2 separate regions of the Homo sapiens genome follow, and region 2 is linked to region 1. The links are chromatin loops, found by intact Hi-C in ENCODE. Cell type or tissue: heart right ventricle. All regions are shown on one strand. Links, peaks and the distances in the headings refer to the core of each region. The heading gives the core; the rest is flanking DNA. Region 1 overlaps EDA (ectodysplasin A). Region 2 overlaps EDA (ectodysplasin A).

Evidence for each region. Peaks named below come from ENCODE experiments on the same cell type or tissue, not always from the same donor. Only the 100,000 strongest peaks of a DNase experiment are listed, where the experiment ranks them.
Region 2: it touches region 1 in a loop (3-fold over the local background); 3 of 110 quality-filtered maps call a loop at or near these places.

The regions. Positions count from the first base shown.
Region 1 is chrX:69,995,468-70,007,925 of GRCh38, forward strand. All of the region lies in intron 2 of EDA (ectodysplasin A), which reads left to right. Among named protein-coding and RNA genes, the nearest start is that of MIR676, 21 kb to the right of the region's middle. In heart right ventricle, for the core only: no CTCF peak of the experiment used is centred there; a DNase peak (open chromatin) is centred at 5,981; H3K27ac peaks cover 2,331 bases.
Region 2 is chrX:69,759,111-69,771,568 of GRCh38, forward strand. The region is part of intron 1 of EDA (ectodysplasin A); the gene reads left to right. Among named protein-coding and RNA genes, the nearest start is that of EDA, 150 kb to the left of the region's middle. In heart right ventricle, for the core only: no CTCF peak of the experiment used is centred there; no DNase peak of the experiment used is centred there.

The DNA of each region.
Region 1 (12,458 bases), core at 2,767-10,766:
GACCTGATGAGAATCTCAATTGGCTGTTTTTCTTTTTACTGTCACATATGCAGGTTTCCTGTTGAATCTCTCTGGTCCACTGTTCCCTCTAATGAAGTCATGTTCTGTGCTCAGGGCAGTAATATCTTCAGAAGCAGATGTCTCCCATAAAGCATGACTTCATTCCTTGGAATGGGAAGAGCCAGCAGTAGACTGTTGGGCTAATGGGTGGGGAGGGCTTTATTTAAAAATAGTTTTCTAAAATAATGTGTTTAACTTTTTAATACATTTCTATAAAAAGGCAAATTAGTTTGTTGCTGTTTTTTGTTGTTGTTGTTTTTGTTTTTGTTTTTGTTAACCTCACTCCGTACTTCCAGAAGGGGCAACCACTAGACCAGAAGGAATGGAGTCCTCGCAGAGCACAGGCACTTCCATCCAGTTGTTTGTACAGATGGGTGAAAATTAGGATTTTCCAGATGCTGAATCTAGGCTCTGTATCAGACCCCACTGAATCACAGCCTAGATTTCAACAAGCCTTTTTATAACAGCCCTGGAGCTTAGAGGAAATAAACTGAAGTGCCCAAGGAAAGTTACTGACCCAGATGCTCCAGCAAATTAGGCAAGTGGGAATATTGCTAGAGAAGGGAAGAGTAGAGAAAAAGGGTGGACCAATTAGAAGGATGCAGTTTGAAGTCAATCCAAACTTGCTAAAGAGAATGGGCTTTCCAGGCTATTCCTGTTCCTTTAGAAAAGTACATGTAGGGCAGTTCCTGAACACTGACTTCTCAAATTATTAGGAATAACCAAGATGAATGGCATCCTGTACTCTCTGACATCCTATCATCAGGGCTTACAGGCACTGCCCATGTGTTCTAGTGTGTTACTCACTTCTATTTCTGTCTATGCAGAAGGTGATCACTAAACAAGGTCCAAAGAGCTAATTTCCTAAACATGGAGGGCAAAGACCTTTTCCATAAACAAGATCCATAAACAAGGAAACATGATAAGGTAGTTACCATCTGAGCTTGGTACCTTCAATTTGTAAATTTAATCACTACATCCCCATAAGAGGTCCATTTCAGTTACAGCTATGCATTAAAAATGAAGATATGCCAATAATTCTGTAAATATTGATTGATGGCAGTAAATACTGAAATTAAATTTCCTTTCCCAACTCCCACATTAGTCACCTTGGCCAGCAACCGGTCCTCCTCCAGATAACTCTTTAAGCTTCATCTCCACCATAAAGCCTGATACAGTTTGGCTCTGTGTCCCCACCCAAATCTCATCTTGAATTGTACTCCCATAATTCCCACATGTGAGTGGGAGATAACTGAATCATGGGAGCAGTTTCCCCCATACTGTTCTCATGATAGTGAATAAGTCTCACAAGATCTAATAGTTTGATAAGGGCAAACATGTTTCGCTTGACTGTCATTCTTTCTCTTGTCTGCTGCCATGTGAGACGTGCCTTTCACCTTCCACCATGATTGTGAGGCCTCCCCGGCCACGTGGACCTGTAAGTCCATTAAACCTCTTTTTCTTCCTAGTCTCAGGTATGTCTTTATCAGCACCATGAAATGGACTAATACAGTAAACTGGTACCAGCAGAATGGGGTGTTGCTGAAAAGATACCCAAAAAAGTGGAAGCAACTTTGGAAGTAGGTAACAGGCAGAAGTTGGAACAGTTTGGAGGGCTCAGAAGAAGACAGGAAAATGTGGGAAAGTTTGGAACTTCCTAGAGACGTGTTGAATGGTTTTGACAAAAATGCTGATAGTGATATAAACAATAAGGTCCAGGCTGAGGTGGTCTCAGATAGAGATGAGGAACTTGTTGAGAACTGGAGCAAAGGTGATTCTTGTTATGTTTTAGCAAAGAGACTGGCAGCATTTTGTCCCACCCTAGAGATTTATAGAACTTTGAACTTGTGAGAGATGATTTAGGGTATCTGGTGGAAGAAATTTCTAGGCAGCAAATCACTCAAGAGGTGACTTGGGTGCTGTTAAAAGCATTTAGTTTTAAAAGGGAAACAGAGCATAAAAGTTTGGAAAATTAACCTGACAATGGGATAGAAAAGAAAATTCCATTTTCTGAGGAGAAATTCAAGCCAGCTGCAGAAATTTGCATAAGTAATCAGAAGCCAAATGTTAATCCCCAAGACAATGGGGAAAATGTCTCCAGGGCATCTCAGAGGTCTTCACTGCAGCCCCTCCCATCACAGGCCTGGAGGCCTAGGAGGGAAAAGTGGTTTCGTGGGCCAGGCCCAGGGTCCCTGTGCTGTGTGCAGCCTAGGGACTTGGTGCCCTGCGTCCCAGCCACTCTAGCAGTGGCTAAAAGGAGCCAACATAGAGCTTAGGCCATAGCTTCAGAGGTTGCAAGCCCCAAGCCATGGCAACTTCCACTTGGTTTTGAGCCTGCAAGTGTACAGAAGTCAAGAATTGGGGTTTAGGAACCTCCGCCTAGATTTCAGAAGATGTATGGAAATGCCTGGATTCCCAGGCAGAAGTTTGCTGCAGGGGCAGGATCCTCATGGAGAACCTCTGCTAGGGCAATGCAGAAGGGAAAAGAGGGGTCAGAGTCCCCATACAGAGTCCTTACTGGGGCACTGCCTAGTGGAGCTGTGAAAAGAGGGCCACCATCCTCCAGACCCCAGAATGGTAGATCCACTGACTGCTTGCACCATGCACCTGGAAAAGCCACAGACACTCAACACCAGCCCATGAAGGCAGCTGAGAGGGAAGCTGTACCGTGCAAAGCCACAGGGGTGGAGCTGCCCAAGACCATGGGAACCCACTTCTTGCATCAGCTGGATATGAGACATGGAGTCAAAGGAGATCATTTCGGTACTTTAAGATTTGACTGCCCTGCTGGATTTCAGACTTGCATGGGGCCTGTAGCCCCTTTGTTCCAGCCAATTCCTCCCATTTGGAATGGCTGTATTTACCCAATGCCTGTACTGTACACTTATTGTATCTAGGAAGTAACTAACTTGCTTTTGGTTTTACAGGCTCATAGGCAGAAGGGACTTGCCTTGTCTCAGATGAGACTTTGGACTGTTGACTTTTGAGTTAATGCTGAAATGAGTTAAGACTTTGGAGGACTGTTGGGAAGGCATGATTGGTTTTGAAATGTGAGGACATGTGATATGGGAGGGATCAGGGGCAGAATGATATGGTTTGTCTTTGTGTCCTCACCCAAATCTCATCTTGAATTGTACTCCCATAATTCCCATGTTGTGGGAGGGACCTGGTGGGAGATAATTGAATCATGGGGGCAGTTTCCCCCATACTGTTCTCATGGTAGTGAATAAGTCTCACAAGATCTGATGGTTTGATAAGGGGAAACATGTGTTGCTTGGCTCTCATTCTTTCTCTTGTCTGCCACCATGTGAGATGTGCCTTTCACCTTCCACCATGACTGTGAGGCCTCCCCAGCCACGTGGAACTGTAAGTCCATTAAACCTCTTTTTCTTCCCAGTCTCGGGTATGTCTTTATCAACAGTGTAAAAACAGACTAATACAAAGCCTTCCTAGGGCAACCTCCCAGACTTTGTTTCTTATCTCCTTGAGTCCATCCTTCCTGTCTCCTCCTTCTGTACCTTTGTCTTTCATCCTTCCCACCTCTGATGCCTCTAGAGACAATAACATTGGTGCCTGAAATAAAAATAAATGGAAAACAGATAAGAAGAGATTATGAACTTTTAAAAAATCATTGTAGCTGAGTGGACTGAGAAAAATAAACTGAGGTCGTGTATGAGTTGTTGTCTCTCAAGAAAGTGTCACACACTAGGAATAACCATATTATTTTTAATGAAGGATACTGGACTTTTTTTCTACCAGGGAGAAAAAAGTCACCCAATGATATCCTAGAAAAAGGGAGTTAGGGCTAAGTATAGTGGCTCACGCCTGTAATCCCAGTACTTTGGGAGGCCAAGGTGGGTGGATCACTTGAGGTCAGGAGTTCAAAACCAGCCTGGCCAATATGGTGAAACCCCATCTCTACTAAAAATACAAAAAAAATTAGCTGGGCACAGTGGCAGGTGCCTGTAATCCCACCTACTCGGGAGGCTGAGGCAGGAGAATTGCTTCAACCCAGGAGGCAGAGGTTGCAGTGAGCTGAGATGGCGCCATTGCACTCCAGCCTGGGCTACAAGAGTGAGACTCTGTCTCAGAGAAAAAAAAAAAAAAAGGAAAAAAAGAAAAAGAGAAAATGGGAGTTAGGCCCAAATCGAGATATTACAGAACAAAACAGTTCCCATGTTCCTTAAACTGTTACAAAGCATAGAAAGAGAAATAATTCCTCTCAGTTCATGTTATAAAATTGGTATAACCTTGATAACAAACTCTTCCAAAGCAGCACCAGAAAGACAACTAAAGATATCTCACATAAAAATCTTAGGTAACTACTAGCAAATCAAACCATGCAATATATTTATAGTGTGTCATGACCAAGTAGGGTTTGTCCTAGGAATGCAAAGATTATTCAATAATAGGAAATCTCTTAATATTATATTATATCATCAACTCAAAGGATATAAATCATTTGATCACCTCAGATGTCACAAAGGCATTTAATAAAAATCTAACACTCTTTCCTGATTATTCTTAGTAAACGAGGAATAAAAGGGCATTCTCTAATATGATAAAGAATATCTTGGCCTAATAAACAGCATAGTACTTAATGGTAAATATATTAGAGGCATTTCTGCTAGAATTGGGAATAAGACAAAGATGCTCATTGTAACTGCTGATGTTCAACATTATTCTTGAAGTTCTTACCAATGTAATGGGGCAAGAAATTGAAATAAGAGATATCACTGTTGGGGAATTATACAAAGTACCATTATTTACAGATATTGTTCTATAGCTAGAAAACCCAAGAGAATGGATTAAAAAGATATTATAAATAGCAATCACCGAGGTGGCCAGGTCTTATATTATCTGTTTGTAGTACAAATATGGTACTAGCATATCTTGTGTTCAAACAACATTTATAAGTTGAATATAATTGAAAGAATTAACTGAAAAAGAACTTTCTACAGGCAGTTAAATCCTTCAAGGCCATTTCAGAATCTTGCTGTGTCTTGGGATAATTATTGTGAACACCAATTTATATTGGATAAAGAGGTTCAGTTAATTGAGATTTCTGTTTGCTTGAGTTTGGGACAAATGAAGTTTATATGGTTATAGAATTTTGCAAAAAGATGAATTTGTCTTTATTGAGTGCCTAGAGAATATCTTACACTTGCTTTTCATGTTATCTTGTATAAACCTCATAACAACTCTATAAGGTAAGTAATAGTATCCCCATTTTATAAATGAGAATGTACTCAGAGAGATGAAGCAATTTGCTCAGTGTCATGCAGCACTTACTAAGTAGTGGAGCTGGGCTTGAATGCAGTTCTGTGACTTCAAAGACCATGCCTTTTCCACTAGTGACTTTCAATTATGTGTTCAATTTCCCTGGAAGAGAAATGTATTTCCTGGGACAAAGTTCTGCTGAGTATAATGTATAGAGGATGGCCAACACACAGCTACCAAAACAGACACTGCCTTTATGGAGAAGGGGGTGGCAATAATGAAAATATTAAAGGCAAGATAAATACTTACCATGTTGAAGGATAATCCCAGAAGAATCCAGGTAGTATACCCTTCTTGGGGAAAAAAATTGGATTGGCTCTTTCTAAATCAAAGTATTAGCAGCACCTCCATCCTAGGGCAGGCACTAATGTAAATGACTGGAGTACATACAAACTGAACATCAGAAATCCTTAGTTTGTCCCATCAGAAGAAGAATCTAGTGTGACTCAGGATAAGCTCCATTCCTGATTAAAGGGACACAACATGCACAATAGCACAATAGCTAGCCATCTTGAACTGTTCTGGGACCCAATCTAGAGCCATGTTGCATATGTGTGGTTCTCAATGTAATCGCTGTTTGTGGTTTGGTTTGGCTGGCCAGCTGCCATGGTAGCACTCCTCCTCAGTGAAGAGGAGCCAGCCAAATGGCTGTCATCATATGCTTCTGGGAACAGCACATTGATGCCAGCCATTTGGGCCCCTTCAGCCCATTGATGGGGTTAATCTGCCGACAGTAAGACAGGGTAGCTCTGATGATTTATGTCACATCCCAAAAGTAGATTCCCTTCTGACTCCTATGTTCTGCTGAACAAAAAGGTTGGATGATAAATTGCCAGTGTAGCCTTTACTATGTTTAGTGAGTTAACACATCTCAACTACTGAAGCAATCCATTTGATTCATGTGCATACTGCTTAAAATAATTTTTTGCATTTCCTTAGCACTTCATACTTTCCAAAGCTGTTTTTGCTTCTATTATCTCATTAATCCCAAGAGCTGGAGATGGAATACTCTGGAATATTCTTAACCTCAGACTTCTGTTGAGCCCAAGTGAAGGAGAAATGGTGTTCAGGGCTTGTCCTAGAGTAGTGGTTCTCAACCTTGGTCACACATTAGACTCCCCTGGGAAGGTTTGAAAAATCCTCATGCCCAGGTCTGACCCCACACCAATTGCATCAGAATTCCTAGGGCTGGGGTCCAAGCATTGAGAGTTTTTGAAACTCCACAGGTGATTACAATGTATAGACAGATGTGAGAACCACTAAGAAGATAAATTCAATCTGAGGCATGAGAGTTCCCGGTAACAGGAATGCGTTCAAGTGGCAATGTCACAGTGGTATTAGAGACACGGGCTGTATCATTCTCCATGAGGGTTGAAGTCCTGGAACAAAATGTGCTCATGAAAGAGTGTGTAGATAAAGAAAAGCAGGGGCCTGAAAACTAACTTTTGATATTCATAGTGTTAAGGTTTCTATCTGTGTTAACCTAGTTTTTTTTTCAAAGGCAACATGATTTCATAATGAAAAAAAAAAACATGACTAATCAGAGGCCTTTGTGGAAGGAACTGTGCATATATCTAAAGGGATCAATGGGTGTAATTTATTTAGACTTTCAAAAAATCTCTAACTGACGTTCTGCAGCAAAGGTTATTATGCTTTAAGTTATGTCACCATGAACCATGGAATTAGAGGGGCCATCCTATGAAGAGGGCTTGAATGCAGGGATAAAGGGGAGTGATAAATGCTGTTTCTGGTTTTATTAAACATTTTTGTATATAGTCTAGGTGAAAGAGTTTGCAGTGGAATCTCTAAGTTTGCAGATGATGAATCATTTAGTCCAAACACCCATTCAAAGTTCTGCCACTTACTAGCTGTGTGACCCTTGAAAAGTTACTTAACCTCTCTTGTCCTGTTTCCTCAACTGTAAGATAATGGAATTGGACATGAACATCTCAGCTAGAAATTCTGTAGATTAGCTTAACTCAGCTCCCCTCTTTGTGTTGATAATGAAAACAACACATAATCAAGTTCTTTGGTTGATTAGGGCAATGTTAGAGAGTGACAATTATGGGGTCAAGGACCAGAGAAAGCAATTGTTATACAGAATTATTCACTATACAGAGTTCATTGTAACCAGATTGACAAAGCACTATTTCTGCCAGCCATCTGCTGGAACACAAAAATAGCTTTGTTATACAGGACCGTCCTTTATAATTGGATTTAACCTGTATGACAGATTTCTTCAACAATAAATTTATAAATCCTTGTATAGCATTTTAGACCTGAGGTTCATAAAATTTTGGAGTAAGAGGTCACCTAGTCCATACCTATATTTGGCAGGAGGAGAGAGAAATGCAGACAGGTGAAGTGATTCGCCCAAGGTCAGACAGCAAATAAGTCATAGAGCTGTATCTCTGGACAACTACTCCGGTTTTCTTCTCCCTACACTCAGTTCTCAAAGCAGTCAGGAATATAGCCATTTGAGTCCCAGGCCAGACCTATTTTGAAGCTGTTTGGTTAGCCCTGCCAGGTAGGTATGTGGCTTGATAATGATGGTGATAGAAAATGAATGTGATGATGATAGCTGCTATTTATTGAGTGCCTATATGTGCTAGGCCTTGTGTTAAGTACTGTAAATTATCTAATTCAATCCTCCTGACATCCCTTTTGAGGTAGATATTATTGTCCCAATTTTCATAAATGAAAAAACTGATTGAGAGGTGAAGTAACTTGCCCAAGGTTACATAGCTATTGAATATTATTATAGAACTAGAATTCAAACCCAGTTCTGAAAAGTTAACAAAGTTCATGCTGTTTCCACAACCCCAGTATTTCCCAAACAGTACAATACAGAACATTAAGTCAACAAGAGATAGGTATTTCTTTAAAAAGCTTCTATAACCAAATAAGTTTGGGAAATGCTGCATTTCATATCCCCTTTTTGAAGAGTCACATTTCTAAGTAGTATATTAAAGGATATGAGAAATCTTCAATGAAGAAATCTGTTTTTCCTTAACCATGTGTTTCCCAGACTCTTTTTTGACCAAGGAGCCCCATTTCCAATAACATCCGTTGATGTCACACAGGACCCTGGTGCTCTCTAGAACACAGTGTGAAAAACACTGCATGATCTCCCATTCATCTTTCTGATTATCTTCAGAGATTGTTACCCTTAGGCCTGGCTTTCTCCATCCTAACCACTAAAGTGACCAAAGACTAAGTGTTGCAGAATACTTATTTAGCAAAGAAACACGCTTATGACTTTGGGAACATATTTGGTACCTATACCTCATGAAACTTTGAGGGACCATTATGCTTCTGAAATGTCAGTAGTTGGTAGGACTCTTTTAGTACTGTCTTAACCACAGTAATATTTTTTAGTCTTTTCCAAACTAAGCCAGAACTGAGCCAGAGAAGTTTCACAGCTGATCATAACTTAAGTTTGTGGAGCCTGAAGCCCCAGAGATGGGCCCCTGCTGCAAGGGCTAGAGAGGAAATCCTTGGATGAGGAATGTAAGCCATCTCGCCTAAGAAATACTTGAGATTGGGATGGGATGGGGCGGGATGAAAATCAACTTGCAAACCCCTACCTTTTCTTGCCTTTTTGTCACGCTTTACAGCAGATGCTGAAACTGTAATCTGGGTTCTGAACATGGGCATTCCATGTGGTTCTCATTCAAAATTCTCACTCTTCTTTGAAGCTAATGGCTTCTATCTTCTTCATATATATTGAGCTTGCCACGCATATTTGCACATTTCCTCTGTTTACAATTCTAATAGTGTGAGATAGAAGATAAACTCTTAAGATGCCAAGATTTGAAGATACAAACTGTATTGAAGAATGGTTTTCTTTTTCTTGAATAAAATGTCCATTCCTGTACCTCCCTGGTTGCTAGCCATTGCCTTCTCTTTATTCCTTTACTAACTGGTACTGAATAAATGTTGACAATGTCCAGTTCTCTGGTATTGTTCTCAACATAAAGGGAGAAAAGCATGAAAGCTAGAAGCCTGGGCCAGGAGCAGTGACTCACACCTGTAATCCCAGAGAGGCCAACGAAGGAGGATTGCTTGAGGCCAAGATTTCGAGACCAGCCTGGGCAACATAGTGAGACCCTATTGCTACAAAAAATAGTTTTAAAAAGCTAGCTGGGTGTGGTGGCACATGTCTGTAGTCCTAGCTACTTGGGAGGCTGAGGCAGGAGGATTGCGTGAGCCCAGGAGGTTAAGGCTGCAATGGGCCATGATTGTGCCACTGCACTCCAGCCTGAGCCACAGAGCAAGACCATGTATCAGGAAAAAAAGGTGGGGGAAAGCTGGAGCCTACTACCTGTATAACCAGAGAACAAATAAAATTAAATTAAAATTTATGAATACCTACTCTATGCACATGACTTTCATTTATTTAGGCCATAAAATAACTATAAATTGATAGAATTATGCCCATTTTACAAATGGACAGTTTTTTGAAACTATTATCGTTAATACTTTAAGCTTAGCATGACTGTGATTCAATGGAAGGTACAATGAGCTTGGAGTCAGAATCTTGGTTTACTTCCCAGGTTTACCACTTTCTTCGTCATTCGTTTGTTCATTCAACAAACATTTTTATTGAACAGCTACTATAAAAGAAATGCTTTAGGAGCTGGAGATACAGAGATGAGTAATTCACAGCCCTTGCCCTCAAGGAGTTAACAATGTATTAAGTAGAACGATCACATATCAGAAAATTATAATTTGATAAATGCAACAGTGTGTTAATGGAACACAGAGGAATTAGTGTCTGACTTTTAAAGTTTTAAAGGATGTGTAGGTATTGAGGGAAAGTGGGACTGGAGAAGGGCACTTCAAGCAGAGGGAATGGCATGAAGAAAGGTACAGAGGCAAGAGGTATGTGAAAGGTGTGGTGGATGTAGAGCCAGGGCTTGGAGATTCATGTTGAACTACATGCCATGCAGTGTTGCTTTTAAACTAGTGGATGTTTTATAAATTTATTTTTATAATTACAGACTATTTTTAGAACAGTTTTTGTATACAGGAATATTGAACAGAAACAGAGAGTTCCTGTATACAAAGAGTTCCTCTTCCCACCCTTGGCAACCACTGATCTTTTTACTATCTCTGTAGTTTTTCCTTTTCCAGACTGCCATATGGTTGGAATTATACAGTATGTAGCATTTTCAAACTGACTTCTTTCACTTAGCAATATGCATTTAAGGTTCCTCTGTGTCTTTTTCTGGATTGATAGCTTATTTATTTTTATTGCTGAATAATATTCCATTATATGGATGTCCACAGTTTATTTAACCATTTACCTATGAAATGACATCTTAGTTGCTTCCAATTTGAGGCAATGATGAATAAAGCTGCTATAAACATTGGTATGAAGGTTTTTGTGTGGACATAAGTTTTCAGCACATTTGGGTAAATAAACACCTAGGAGCACAATTTATGGGTCATATGGTAAGACTATGTTTAGCTTTGTAAGAAACTGCCAACCTGACTTCCAAAGTGGCTGTAACATTTTGCATTCCCACCAGCAATAAGTGAGAGTTCTTTTTGTTCCATATTCTCTCAAGCATTTAATGTTGTCAGTATTTTGAATTTTAGCCCTTCTAAGAGATGTTTGGTGCTATCTCATTGTTTTAAGTTGCAATTCCCTGATGACAATGGTGTTGAGCATATTTTTCTATGCTTATTTGCCATCTGTATATCTTCTTTGTTGAGGTGTCTATGCAAGTCTTTTGCCCATTTCTTAATTGGATCATTTTTTTCTGATTTTTGAGTTTTCTGTTCAGATCTTTGCCCATTTCTTAATTGGGTTAACTGTTTTCTTATTGTTATAAGAGTTCTTTATGTATTTTGGATAAGTCCTTTATCAGATACATGTTTTACAAATATTTTCTCCCAGTCTGTGGCTTGTCTCTTGATTCACTTCACAGTATCTTTCTCAGAAATTTTTAATTTTAATGAAGTTCAACTTATCAGTTTTTTTTCTTTCACAGATTGTGCTTTTGGTGTTCTATCTAAAAATTTATTGCCAAGCCCAAGGTCATCTAGATTTCTCCTATGTTATCTTATAAGAGTTTTATGGTTTTGTGCTTTGCATTTGGATCTATGATCCATTTTGAGTTAATTTTTGTCAAAGTTGTCTAGATTTTTTTGTATAAATGTCCAGTTATCCCAGCACCATTTGTTGAAAAAAAAACTATCCCTTCTCCATTAGGTTGCCTTTGCTCCTTTGTCAAAAATTTATTGACTGTATTTGTGTGGGTCTATTTCTGTTCCATTAATTTGTGGTATTTCACAAATACCACTGTCTTGATTACTGTAGCTTTATAGTAAGTATTGAATCAAGTAGTGTCATTCTTCAACTTTGTTGTTATTCTTCAATATTGTGTTGGCTGTTCTGAGTCTTTTGCCTTTCCATATAAACTTTAGAATCAGTTTGTTGATACCCACAAGGCAACTTGCTGAGATCTTGATATTGTTTGGCTGTGTCCCCACCTAAATCTCATCTTGAATTGTGGTTCCCATAATCCATACATGTTGTGGAGGGGCCTGGTGGGAAGTAATTGAATCATAAAGGCAGTTACTCCCATGCTGTTCTGGTGATGCTGAGTGAGTTCTAGTGAGATCTGATGGTTTTATGAGGGGCTTTTTCCCCTTTGCTCGGCACTCCTTTCGCCTGCCTCCATGTAAGACATGCCTGTTTTGCCTTCTGCTATGATGGTAAGTTTCCTGAGGCCTCCCCAACCATGTGGAACTGTGGGTCAATTAAACCTCTTTTCTTTATAAATTACCCAGTCTTGGGTATGTCTTCATAGCAGCATGAAAATGGACTAATGCAGATCTTAATTGGGATTGCTATAGACAAAGTTGGGAAAAAGTGACATCTTAACAATATTGAGTCTTCCTATCCACGAACATTGATCATGGATAGGAAGACACAACATTATTAAGATGTCCATTGATTTAGATCTTTATTTTCTTTCATTGAAGTTTTGTATTTTTCCTCATATAGATATTCATATTTTGTTAGATTTATACCTAAGTATTTCTCTATATATTATGTTAATATAAATAGTGTTTGTTTTTAATTTCTAAATTCCAGTTGGTCACTG
Region 2 (12,458 bases), core at 1,889-9,888, 240 kb before region 1:
CTCTTCTTTCTAGGGAAATTAATGACTTTCTTTTTTAAACCAGCATCATTCCCCAATACAGCATTGTAACTAATGATAGCTGGGATATACTCAATTCCAAATGGTCCAGTGTCATTTTTCTGTATAGTAGGAGTGAATAAGATCATCTGTAGATTAGCCAGAAGGAAAATGGCTTTGTGTTTTACCTTTGTAGCAGCCTCTTGAAGGATATCTAATTTGATACAGTTATCTGTAAGAAATAGAATAAAGCAAGATAAAGCACGTATGTTTAGATGTGTGGCTGACAGCTCTCCTGAAAGCAGAAAGTGCTAATTTTTTACTTTAAAAAAAAATCTGGAAGAAGGCCTCAAGTAATTCAGGGGAAGACAAATGATGCTGAAATGAAGTCACGTGACTCAGTGGATAATTCCAGTGAAACCCAGGAAGAACCGCATTAGTGATAGTCTGTAAGTATACACCGTGTTTTACAATAGGTTGATTGCACTAAACAAAGGAGAAAATCCTTTCTCTGAGGAGCTTACAGTCTAAAGATACAAGCTGGTGCGGTACAATATGGAATGAGAACAATAAGTGAGCCCCATGGTAGGTGGTCTTCATAGCTGAAATGCTTCGAAACAAGTGCCTTCTTGGAAAGGTAGAGGTTGGAGAGGGAGTGGCCCAGGTGTGCAAAGAAGTTGAAGGCTGTTCTTTTGGGACTGGGGAATAAGGATAAGGAAGGAGAGGGCTGGATAGTGTGTCTGAAAAGAGGCTCGACATAAAAATGGGTAAAGAGATCAGACTGACATTGGCATGGTACAGCGTGGTGATTTAGAGAACAAGGGGAAATGCCAGCAGAAGAGGACTGAGAGAGAGGGGCAAACAACATACCTTAAGACTGTATTACAGCAAATACCACGTCTTTAAAGATTCTCCAGATCTCTCCCTAGATCTGGAGAATGCTGCTTGTAACAGACTCTTGCCAGTGTGAATGGATTCTGTACCAGAGGAAAGAACAGTCTAGTATGGTTGGAACAATCCAGTAAGATTCTGTATGTGAAAAGGGCTTTGTACAAACCTCTCATGGGGTTTTATAAAAGCTCTTTTGTACAAAAAAAAAAAAAAAAAAAAAAGCAAAGCAGTACAAATGTACATCATCATCATTTTGCCTAGCTTTGACTTTATTAAATTTTTGGTTGGTAAAGTATTTTAAGAAAAGGTTAGCAGTAGAACTTCCCATTTCAGAGATGTTATCAGAAACAGATTTGATATTATAAATGCTTCACTTGTTTCCATGTTAGCTTGTTACAACTTCTCATAGTAAATGTTCCCACAAAGGGCTCTCTATTTTCCTTACAGTTGAACTAATACTTCACATAAGTGAAGATCCTCATTCTCATCCTCATTCCTGCCCCCTCTCTTGTTATCCAGCCTCTTTTTCACTTGTGTTCATATGCTCATATGTTTTCTTTGGTCTCACAAAACTAATTTTATAGTCTGCCTTATTCCAGCAAGGATATCAGTTGGTTTACCAAGAAATACATACAATAACAGGATTAACAAATTGACAGGGAAATGGGTATGAAGGGAAAATAATTATAAGAAACAAAATGAGGCCAGGGTAAGGTTAGTACACCGAGTATACAGCACTGGAGACTTATGATTGTGCCCTAAATTTGACTCAGCTTCTTAGCAGACGGATCAAGGAAGGAAATGTTAGTTATAACAGTTGCAGGTGTCTATAAGGTAAAAATGAACTCGTTTCTCAGAAGCAGCACAGCTTTTCTTGAGACTTGTAAGAAATTCCTCCCATGGGGTTTTATAAATGCCAATTTGTTGGGTATGAATTTTATCCTGGGGGCACTGGGAAGCCAGTGAAGTTTTTGATTTAGGGGATGACATGCACAAAGCCATATTTAAAGCAGGTATAGGAAAGCTCAAATGAGTTGCGGGGGAACTAGATGCAGGAACAAGTTAGAGACGAGGCTCTAAGAGTCTGGGCAACAAGGATATATAGAGGGAATGGCAGATGAAGAAAAGCTATAAGAGAGGTTAGGAAGATGTACAAGGTCATTGCTTAGATATCAATGGAAAAGGAAGAATCAAGGATGCCTCTAGGGTTCAGGTATAGCTAAAGTAATGGTATCATAATCCCTTGCAAGTAAAAGGAGGAAAGATGTGTTAAAGTGTAAAGCCCAGAAGATGATGAAAAAGCTGAGATAACCACTATGGGTTCTTATAGTCACATTTTAGAACAAGCAGAACAAAGAAAATGGAGAGTTATCATTTATTTAGCACATTATAGTTTATGAAGTACTTTTACATACAGTATCTTATTTTGTCCTCATGACATTCCTGTGAAGGAAGTAGTACTATCCACATTTTACAGATAAAAAATCTTGGACTAAATGATTAACTGACGTTTTAGTAAGTGCCTTGTTTTTCCCCCACTGTATTACACTGCCTCAAGAAGACCACCTGCTTGCAGCTATTGACATAATATTATCAGATGAAAATATCAGGACAAGGTTAGAGTTTTGCCATCATTATAAACATGAGTATTTTGCTTTGCTTTATACAATTGTTCTACTGGGGACATTTGATAGGAATAGGACTGTTTGCCCCTACACTAAATGTCCCCAGACTACTATGCTTTTAAAATTTAATATCTGCTTTTTATACTTCTTTAATCTCTTCCACTGCTGTCAGCTGTTACTACTTGATGCGTCTGGCAGTTCCCCTCCTCCTAATCATTTGTACCCCTGGAAACCAAACAAATATGCTTGTTACTTTTAGACACAATCTTAAGAGTGACTATGCGTTGAATTAGAACATAGGGAGTCCTCTTATGAGAACTCTAACCCTTATTTATGTTTTTACGGGTAAAGAACATAAGTCTTACTGTACATTCATTCTTAGAATATATAATTTTGGCTCTCTTCTAGTGTCTTGGCCAATTTTGAGTAGTTGAAAGTGCTGGATAAGTTACCTAGAAAAGTGAGGTATCAGTATATATATTTAATATGTAACCTTGGCCAATACTTTTTAAAAATAGGTGTTTTGGTGGTGACTGGAAAGTAATCATGCTTTACAAAGGGAAGGTTGTGAATTTTTCGTGAATAGTAGTCTAGATGCCAAAGGTTTGAAGTGACTGCCCAACCTCCTTTATTCCAGAATGACTGGTGACCACTTCTCTCAGTCCCCATTCCCCTCTACTGGAAAAGTTGCAGACATTTTCTTTGTTCTCCAGTAAGTCTTTCTTCCCAAAACAGTCACAGAAGCTTCCAACCAGCCCTTTCTTGGTTCACTTGTCTTTCTCTTTTTCCCTCTGCGAGGAAGGCTTTTCATAAAGATTTATTGACTATCCACGCGGCATTGTTCCTATAGGAAGCACTGAACTCCTCAGTGTGAAATCTGTGTCTCCAGCTGGCTAAATAAAGTACTTTGTGACACTTGGTACAGCATGTGCATAATTCAGATGTGTGGACTGTGGCCCAAGCATCATGAGCACTCAGCCCATGTCCAAATAGAAGCAGTGTTTTTTTTACAAATTTACTTTTCAAATTAATTTTTAAGATGAACAATTAGTGGCTAATCAATACATTTATTAAGCCACCTGAACTGAGTAGAAATGAGAGAGAAGAGGAAAGGTGATTTCCCTTCACACTCGATTGAAGTATGAAATTAATAAAAGTAGATGTCATTGGAACTCAGCAAGATCAGTAATTAAAACTCTTGGTCTTTCAGATGTTCCTAGGAAAGATTGTATCCTTCATTATGATGGAAATGGAAAATGCTTATTTCTCTGCACAGGTAGTTTGGGACAAAGGAACTACTTTTACTGTTAGTTAGAAATATCCTCATGTCACCTTGTGCCCAGAAAAATAGGAATGATTTTGGATTAGTTGTGGTCTGTTAAAAATACAGTGGTGATATTACCATTTTATGGCTTTGAATTGAGCTTTGGGAAAAAGTTTCTACTTTGATGCTTTTAGGAGCTCATGATTGGATATAAGATTTTACAAAGATAATTGGGAGAAAACAACTTCCTATGTCCTTTTATGAATTCATTTAAGGTGTAAAAGTATTTTCTAGAAATAGGCAGGATATCTAGGCCTTGATAGGAGTGAGGGACATTTCTTCAGCTTTAGTAGTCATCCTGTTTTGCATGTGACCATGTCAGTATATCCATTTTAGACTGGCCTTTCAGAAGAAGAGAAATTTGCTTTTCCTTCTTTTTGCTTTTGTATCTAAGTGTCTATTACAGGAACATACATTTGGTGGGTATTCAAATGCCTCTGATGAGATGTTTATTGGTAAATGAAAAATGTTTTCTGAAGGGAGCAAATGGTATGCTCTCTAAAGATAATCAGATTTATCAGTTCAAAAATATGGCAATGCAACTGAAGTATCTAGATTGAATGGTAAACTATGAATTATGCCTACACAATGCTGCAACTGCCGCCTTATGTGACCTCAACTTTTGCAGTATAATGAAGGTATATTATTAAACATTTAAATAGCCTCACTTACTGAATAAACAATCAGTGGCTTGATAAATTATGTTTGGACCTAGCACTAGAGATACTTCACTCATTATAGTGCTTGTGAGCACTAAGGCCAACCCCTGATATTTGAGGGACATTATGCAAATTTCCCCAGAGCAGCATGGTTTGGAGTTCTCTGTCTGATACATCAGTTAGCGTTAGTGCCCTGTGGCTAAAAAGGATATGATGATGGGTGAGTATCCAAGTGTAAGGTTAAAATAAACCAATGAGTTTTGAGGCTTTAGACTTTCATTTCATTTCATCCATCAGCTACATTGAGCTTTCCTTTAGAAAACCAGACTAGCGTTGACCTGCTAGAGTCCCTGGGGAGACTATGCTATAATAAATTTTGATTAGGTATTAGTAGATATAAGAGAGAGAAGAGATGAGCTAGCCAGGAAGGGTGAGGTGGGCAGAAGGGACATTACTGAGCTGAGGAGGGGATAATTAGATTAGAACAAAGGAAAGTGTATATGCCTCCTCACTCTTCCTCTCAACTACTGTTTTGGTCTAGCAATGAACCTTGCTCATTGATCTCTTATCCTTCCTGTCTTAGTTTTCTTCCACCACTACCACTACCACTCCCATTCATTTTTTATTCTTTTTTTTTTTTTTTTTTTTTTTTTTGAGACAGAGTCTCACTCTGTTGCCCAGGCTAAAGTATAGTGGTCCAATCTCAGCTCACTGCAACCTCCGCCTCCTGGGTTCAGGCGATTCTCGTGCCTCAACCACCTGAGTAGCTGGGATTATAGGTGCCTGCCACCATGCCTGGCTAGTTTTTGTATTTTTAGTAGAGACAGGGTTTCACCACATTGGCCAGGCTGGTCTTGAACTCCTGATCTCAAGTGATCCACCCGCCTCTCCCTCCCAAAGTGCTGGGATTACAGGTGTGAGCCACCGCACCCTGCCCGTTTCTTATTCTTGATGCCTTCTGTCCTTCTGTATATTCCCTAATAAGTATTACATAATAAAAGAAAGACAACAAGGAAAACTGTTGTTTTTCTTTGTTTTTGTTGTATTTTTGAAAAATATTTCCTACTTTTTCCCCTTTACCTTTCTTCATTGATGCTGCCCAAATAAAACCTTTATCAGATAATCTCCTTTACCATATTTGTACAAAAGGATTCTATTATAAACTACTGCAGCTGAGCTCATTTTGTTTATTTAAGTAATAATATTCTCTGGATGACATCTCAATCACTCTGACACCTTGTCATCTAGGGTGGCATCCCAGGGTATTTATAATCTTCTCAATGGTTAGCATGCAATTCTCAAACCAAATTAATTTGAAGTCACTTTAACTTAAAATGATTTGAAAAGATCCCCAAATCAAATTGTCATAGGCATGGCACCGCCTAACAATCAGAGATTAGTGCTTTGGAACAATGATTCTTAAACTGTTTAGCTTCTGAAGGAAATATTTAGTCAACACTCCACCCTAAGAAGAGGGACAATCATTTATCACTGAACAGCCAGAACTTTCTGATCTCAAGCACTCTCTCAAAAAAAGTTCTTAAAGGCTATGAGAGAATGTAGCAACAGTGGTGGACCTAAGAAGAGAATTGGCTTACCTATTCATTCATTCATTTTCATGCGTTCATTCAACAAATATATACTGAGGGCCTACTATATGCCAGCATTATTTTATATAGGTTCTATCTACCTTGTTATACAAAAGATAATATTACCTGGTTTGAAAATGCTCATTCTCTAGTGGTGAGTAACCTACGGTTAAATTAGAGTAACCCTTAGTTCCATTTCTCTTTGGTAACCAATGATTCAGTACTATGTAGTTTGGATCACTTTGCAGTATAGTGGTTTTGTCTTCCTATTCTGTGATGTTTTTCTAGCCTGCAGCCTCTTACCCATCATTCATAACCATCACTGGTGTTCATTGAATTGTACTTGTAGTTGTTTGCAATGTGTTGGTTTTAATTTTCTTTCTTTTTGAACTTTTTATTTTAAAATATTTTAAACATAACTTTTTATTTTCAGAAATACAGGAAGTTTCAAAAAATAGTACAGAGAAGTCTCTTGTACCCTTCATTCAGTTTTCCCCAATGATTATATATTATATAATTAGAGTACAATATTAAAACCAGGAAACTGACATTGGTACAATGTGTGTATAAATTCTATGCCATCTTATCACTTCTGAGGATTTGTATAGCCAATAAAAACAATTCCATCACCACGAAGATCTCTTTCTTGCTATCTACCCCTTTAGAGTCAAACCTGCTCCCTACCATTCTTCACTATCTGTAGCCCCTGGCAACCACTAATTTGCTTTCCATGTCTAAAACTTTGTCATTTCTAGCATATTAAAGAAAAAGAATCGTACAGCATGTGACCTTTTGGGATTGGCTTGTTTTTCACTGAGCACGATACCCTTGAGATTTATCTAAGTTTTTGTCTGTATCAATAGTTTGTTCGTTGTTATTGCTGAGTAGTATTCCATGTTATGGATGTACCACGGTTTGCTCAATTGTTTGCCCACTTTATTGTTCTATTTCCTTGTTCACTGATTCTTTTCTCCTGTTCTCCCTGTTCTGCTGTTGAGCCCACACATTGAGTTTTCAATTTGGCAAGTATATTTTTTCAGTTCTAAAATTTCCATTTGATTTTTTTGTAGGGGGGAAGTATCTGGCATTTTTTTTTAACTTCTATTTTAGGTTCAGGGTTACATATGCAGGTTTGTTATATAGGTAAACTCATGTCATGGGAGTTTGAGATTATTTCATCACCCAGATACTAAGCCTAGTACCCAATCGTTATTTTTTCTGACCCTCTCTCTCCTCCCACCCTTCACTCTCAAGTAGGTCCCAGTGTCTTATAGGTCCTTAGGTCCCCTCTTTGAGTCCATGTGTTTTCATCATTTAGCTCCCACTTATAAGTGAGAACGTGTAGTATTTGGTTTTCTGCTCCTGCGTTAGTTTGCTAAGGATAATGGCTTCCAGCTCTATTCACGTTCCTGCAGGAGGCATGGTCTCATTCTCTTTCATGGCTGCATAGTATTCCATGGTGTATATGTACCACACTTTCTTAATCCAGTCTGTCATTGGTGGGCATTTAGGTTGATTCCATGTCTTTGCCATTGTGAATAGTGCTGCAATGAACATTTGCATGCATCTGTCTTTGTGGTAGAATGATTTATATTCCTTTGGGTATATACCCAGTAATGGGACTACTGGATCGAATGGTAGTTCTGTTTTTAGCTCTTTGAGGAATCACCACACTGCATTCCACAGTGGTTGAACTAATATACACTCCCGCCAACAGTGTATAAGCATTCCCTTTTCTCTACAGCCTTGCCAGCATCTGTTATTTTTTGACTTTGAGTTGGCCTTTGCTGAAGGTGCTATGGATGGGAGTGGAGCCACAGTCTTATCCGTGGTGTTTAGGTGGAGTAGGAAGGTGATTAGAATTATTCTGTCTTGCCAGGCTGCCATTTTCCTAGTCCTTTGGCTAGAAAGAGCCACCTTTCCTTGTGACTTGATGTTAAACACCTAGAAATCCTTAAAAGTAGTAACATAATTACTAGTAACATTGTGATTGTGTTAATTATGCCACATTTTACTTACTTTTTAGTACTTTTATTGAAGTATTGACATACAATTAAGTACATTTAAAGTTTACAATTTGATGCACACACCCATCACCACAATCTAAATAATAAATATACCTATCATGCCCAAAAGTTTACTTGTGTCCCTTTGTATTCCCTCCATTCCTTCCCTACTCACCTCCTCCTATCCTAGGCAACTGTTGATTTGCTTTTTTTTTCAATACAGATTAGTTTGCATATTCTAGAATTTTTATAAATGGATTCATAGAGTATGAACTTTTTCTCTGGTTTCTTTTACTCAGTATAATTATTTTTATACTCATCCATGCTGTCATGTATATAAATAGTTCATTCCTTTCTTATTGTTTAGTAGTAGCAGTATATTATAGATATGTGACAATTCATTTTTCCTTTCAACTGTTGATAAACATGTGACTTGTTTCCACTTTTTGGCTATTACAGATAAATGCTATGAACATTTGTATACAAGTGTTTTTGTGTACACATGCTTTTATTCTTAGATAAAAAGACAGTGGAATTGCTGGGATATATGGCAGGTGTATGTTTACCTGGTAAGAAATTGCCAAACTTTCAAATTTTGCACTAGCACTAGCAGTGTATGAGCATTCCAGTTGTTTCACATCCTGACAAGACTTGGTGTACTAAGTCTTTTTAATTGTAGCCATTCTAGTAGATGTACAGTATTATTTCATGCTAAGAAGTTTTAATTTGCATTTTCCTAATGGCAGATTATATTGAACATCTTTTCATGTGCTTATTTGGCATCTGAATATATTATTTGATGAAGCATTCATTCAAGTATTTTGCTGAATTTTAAGTTCTTTCTCATCTTATTATTGAGTTGTAAGAGTTCCTTATATATTCTAGGTGCAAGTCCTTTGTCACATATACGTTCTGTTAATAGTTTTCCCCATCTGTGGCTTGACTTTACATTTTCACAGTGATGTCTTCTGAAGAGTGAACATCTTTAATGTTCATGAAATCCAATGTAATGATTTTTCCCCTTTTGTAATTTCTGGAGTTTTGTAATAATTAAGAAATCTTTGACAAACCTAAGTACATTGAGATTTTCTTCTGTTTTCATCAAAAAGTTTTATAATTTTAGCTCGTACATTTAGGTCCATGATCCATATTGACTTAATGTTTTATACAATGTGTAGTAAGTGCCAAGGTGTCTTTATTTATTTTTTTGCATATGGATATCCACTTGTTTCAGCATGGTTTGTTGAATAGACAGTTCTTTTCCCAATGTATTGCATTGACATCTTTATTGAAAATCAGTTGATGATATAAGAGCAGATCTATTTCTCGGTTCTATTATGTATCATTAATAAATTTGCCTGTTTTACACAATAATATACTGTCTTGATTATTATAGTTTTATATTAAGTCCCAAAAAAGTAACATATGTCCTCCATAATTGTTCTTTTTTGAAGTTATTTAGACTCATCTAGGTGCTTTACATTTTCTTACAAATTTTAGAACCCAATTGTCAATTTCTACAAACATTTCTCCTTATTTGGGTTTAATGTGTTGTTCTTCTACTAGTTATTTAATGTAGGAAGATGGAGTCATTGATTTGAGAACTTTCTTGTTCTTTCCTAACGTAGGCATTTAGTGCTATAAATTCCCCCAAAATATTGATTATGATATACGGTTTATTCATCATCATTCAGTTCACAATCTTTTTCTAATTTCTGTTTTGATTTCCTCTTTGACCTATGGATTAGTTAGAAGTGCAATATTTAATTTCCAAATACTTAATGATTTTCTAGATGTCTTTCTGTTCTTGACATCTAATTTATTTTCATTGTGGTAATGGAGCATTCTTTGTGCCACTTGCATTTTTTAAAATTTGTTGAGACTTGTTTCATGGCCCAGAGCGTGATCTAGCTTGGTAAATGTTCCATGGGCAGTTGTGTACTCGTCAATGCTGAGTTGTGTGTTTTATAAATATCAAGTAGTTTACTTGGTTGATAGTGTTTGCAAAGTCTTCTGTCTCCTAACTGATTTTCTGTCTACTTATTTTATCAATATTAAGGGATGAGTAATGAAATCTCTGAATATAATTGTGTATTTGTCTATTTCTCCTTGCACTTCTATCAGTGATCCAGCTTTCTTTTGATTAGTATCAGTGTGGTATATCATTTTTCATTCTTTAACTTTTAACCCATTTGTGCCTTTATATTTAAAATGTGTTTCCTGTTAAGCAGTATGTTGTTGGATCTTGCTTTTTTAATTCCGTCTGACAGTCTCTGCCTCTTAATTGAGGTGTTTAAAGCACTTCGATTTAATGTGACAATTGATGTGGTTAGGTTTAAGTCTATCATCTTGTCATTTGCTTTTTATTTATCCCAGATATTCTTTGTTCCCTTTTTCTTCTTTTCCTGACTTCTTTTTGATTAAGTATCATTATAATTATATTGCAAAGCCTTTGTTGGATGATTAGCTTTATCTCTTAGTATGTTAGGGGTTGCTTTAGGGTTTATAGCACACACAACAAGAAAAAAAATTATGTAATTATTATTTCTGGTGTTCTTCATTCCTTTCTATATATCCATATTTTCATCTGATGTCATTTTATTTTTTCCTGAAGGATGTGCTGTAACATTTCTTATACTATGGGTAGTAGGCAATGAATTCTTCCTTGTATGGGCAGGGGTGGTGTGTGTGGTGTAAAAAGGCAACATGATGGGATTGAAAGTGTGGGATTGAACTCATAGCAATCACTAATCTGTTCTATCTTTATAATTTTCTCACTTCTAGATTATTTTACAAAAGGAATCATAGCGTATGTATGTCCTTTTGAGATTCGCCGTTTTCACTCAGCACAATTCTCTGCACATTCACCCAAGCTGTTGTGTATATCAAGAATTTATTCCTTTTATTTGTTCACAGTTTGTTTAACCATTCACATGTTAAAGGACATTGATCTATTTCCAGTTTTTGGCTATAATGATTTGAGCTTATGTGAACATTTGTATATAGGTTTTTGCATAAATATAAGTTTCCATTTCCCGGGATTATTGCTCAAGAGTGCAATTGATGGATTGTATGGTAGTTGTGTGTTTAGTTTTATAAGAAACTGCCAAGTTGTTATCCAGAGAAACTGTACAATTGTACATTCCCACTAATAATGTATGAGTGATTCCCTTTTTCCACAGCCCTGCCAGCATTTGGTGTTGTCACTCATTTTTATTTTAATCATACAGATAGGTGTGCAGTGATATCTCATTGTGGTTTGAAGCTGCATTTTCTAATGGCTAATGTGGCAGAACATCTTTTCATGTGCTTATTTTGCCATCTGTACACCCTCAGGTGAAATAGCTCTTCAAATCTCCCATTTTCTAATGGGATTTTTTTTAACTGTTGAGTTTTGAGAGCTCTTTATGTATTCAACATACTAGTCCTCTTGGATGTGGGTCTTGCAAGTATTTTTCTCCCAGTGTGTAGCTTGTCTTTTCATCCCCTTAAGAGGGTCTTATGAAGAGCAAAAGATTTAATTTGGATAAAGTCCAACTTAATCACTTTTTTTTGATAGATTAGGCTTTTGGTGCCAAGTCTGAAAACTCTTTGCCTAGTCTTAGATTCTATTTGCTCATATTTTTTTTCTAAAAGTTTAGTTGTTTTAAATTTTACACTTAAGTCCATAATTCATGTTGACTTAATTTTGTGTATGGGTGAAAGTTAGTTCAACAGCAGTTTTTTCCTTTCTGACTATAGATGTTCAACTGCTCTAGCATCATTTGTTGAAAAAACTATACTTACGCCATTGAACTACTTTTGCTCCTTTATTGAAAATCAGTTATGTCATGCAAAGAAAGTATTTATTTATTTATTTATTTATTTATTTATTGAGACAGAGTCTCGCTCTGTGGCCAGGCTGGAGTGCAGCAGCACGATCTCAGCTCACTGCAACCTCCGCCTCCCAGGTTCAAGCGATTCTCCTGCCTCAGCCCCCCCAAGTCGCTGGGACTACAGGTGTGCACCACCACACCCAGCTAATTTTTTTGTATTTTTAGTAGAGACAGGTTTTCACCATGTTGGCCAGTATGGTCTCGATCTCTTGACCCCGTGACCTGCCCACCTCGGCCTCCCAAAGTGCTGGGATTACACGCGTGAGCCACCACACCTGGCCAAGAAAGGAAGTATTTTTATACGTAGTACTCCTTGGATGAACCTTGACAACATAATTAAACAAACTAGATGCAAAAGGCTACATATTATGTGATTCAGTTTATATGTCCAGAATAGGAAAGTTCATAAAGACAAAATTTAAATTAGTAGTTGCAGTGCCTGGTGTGAGGGGGAAATAAGGAATGACTACTACTGGACATGAGGCTTCTTTT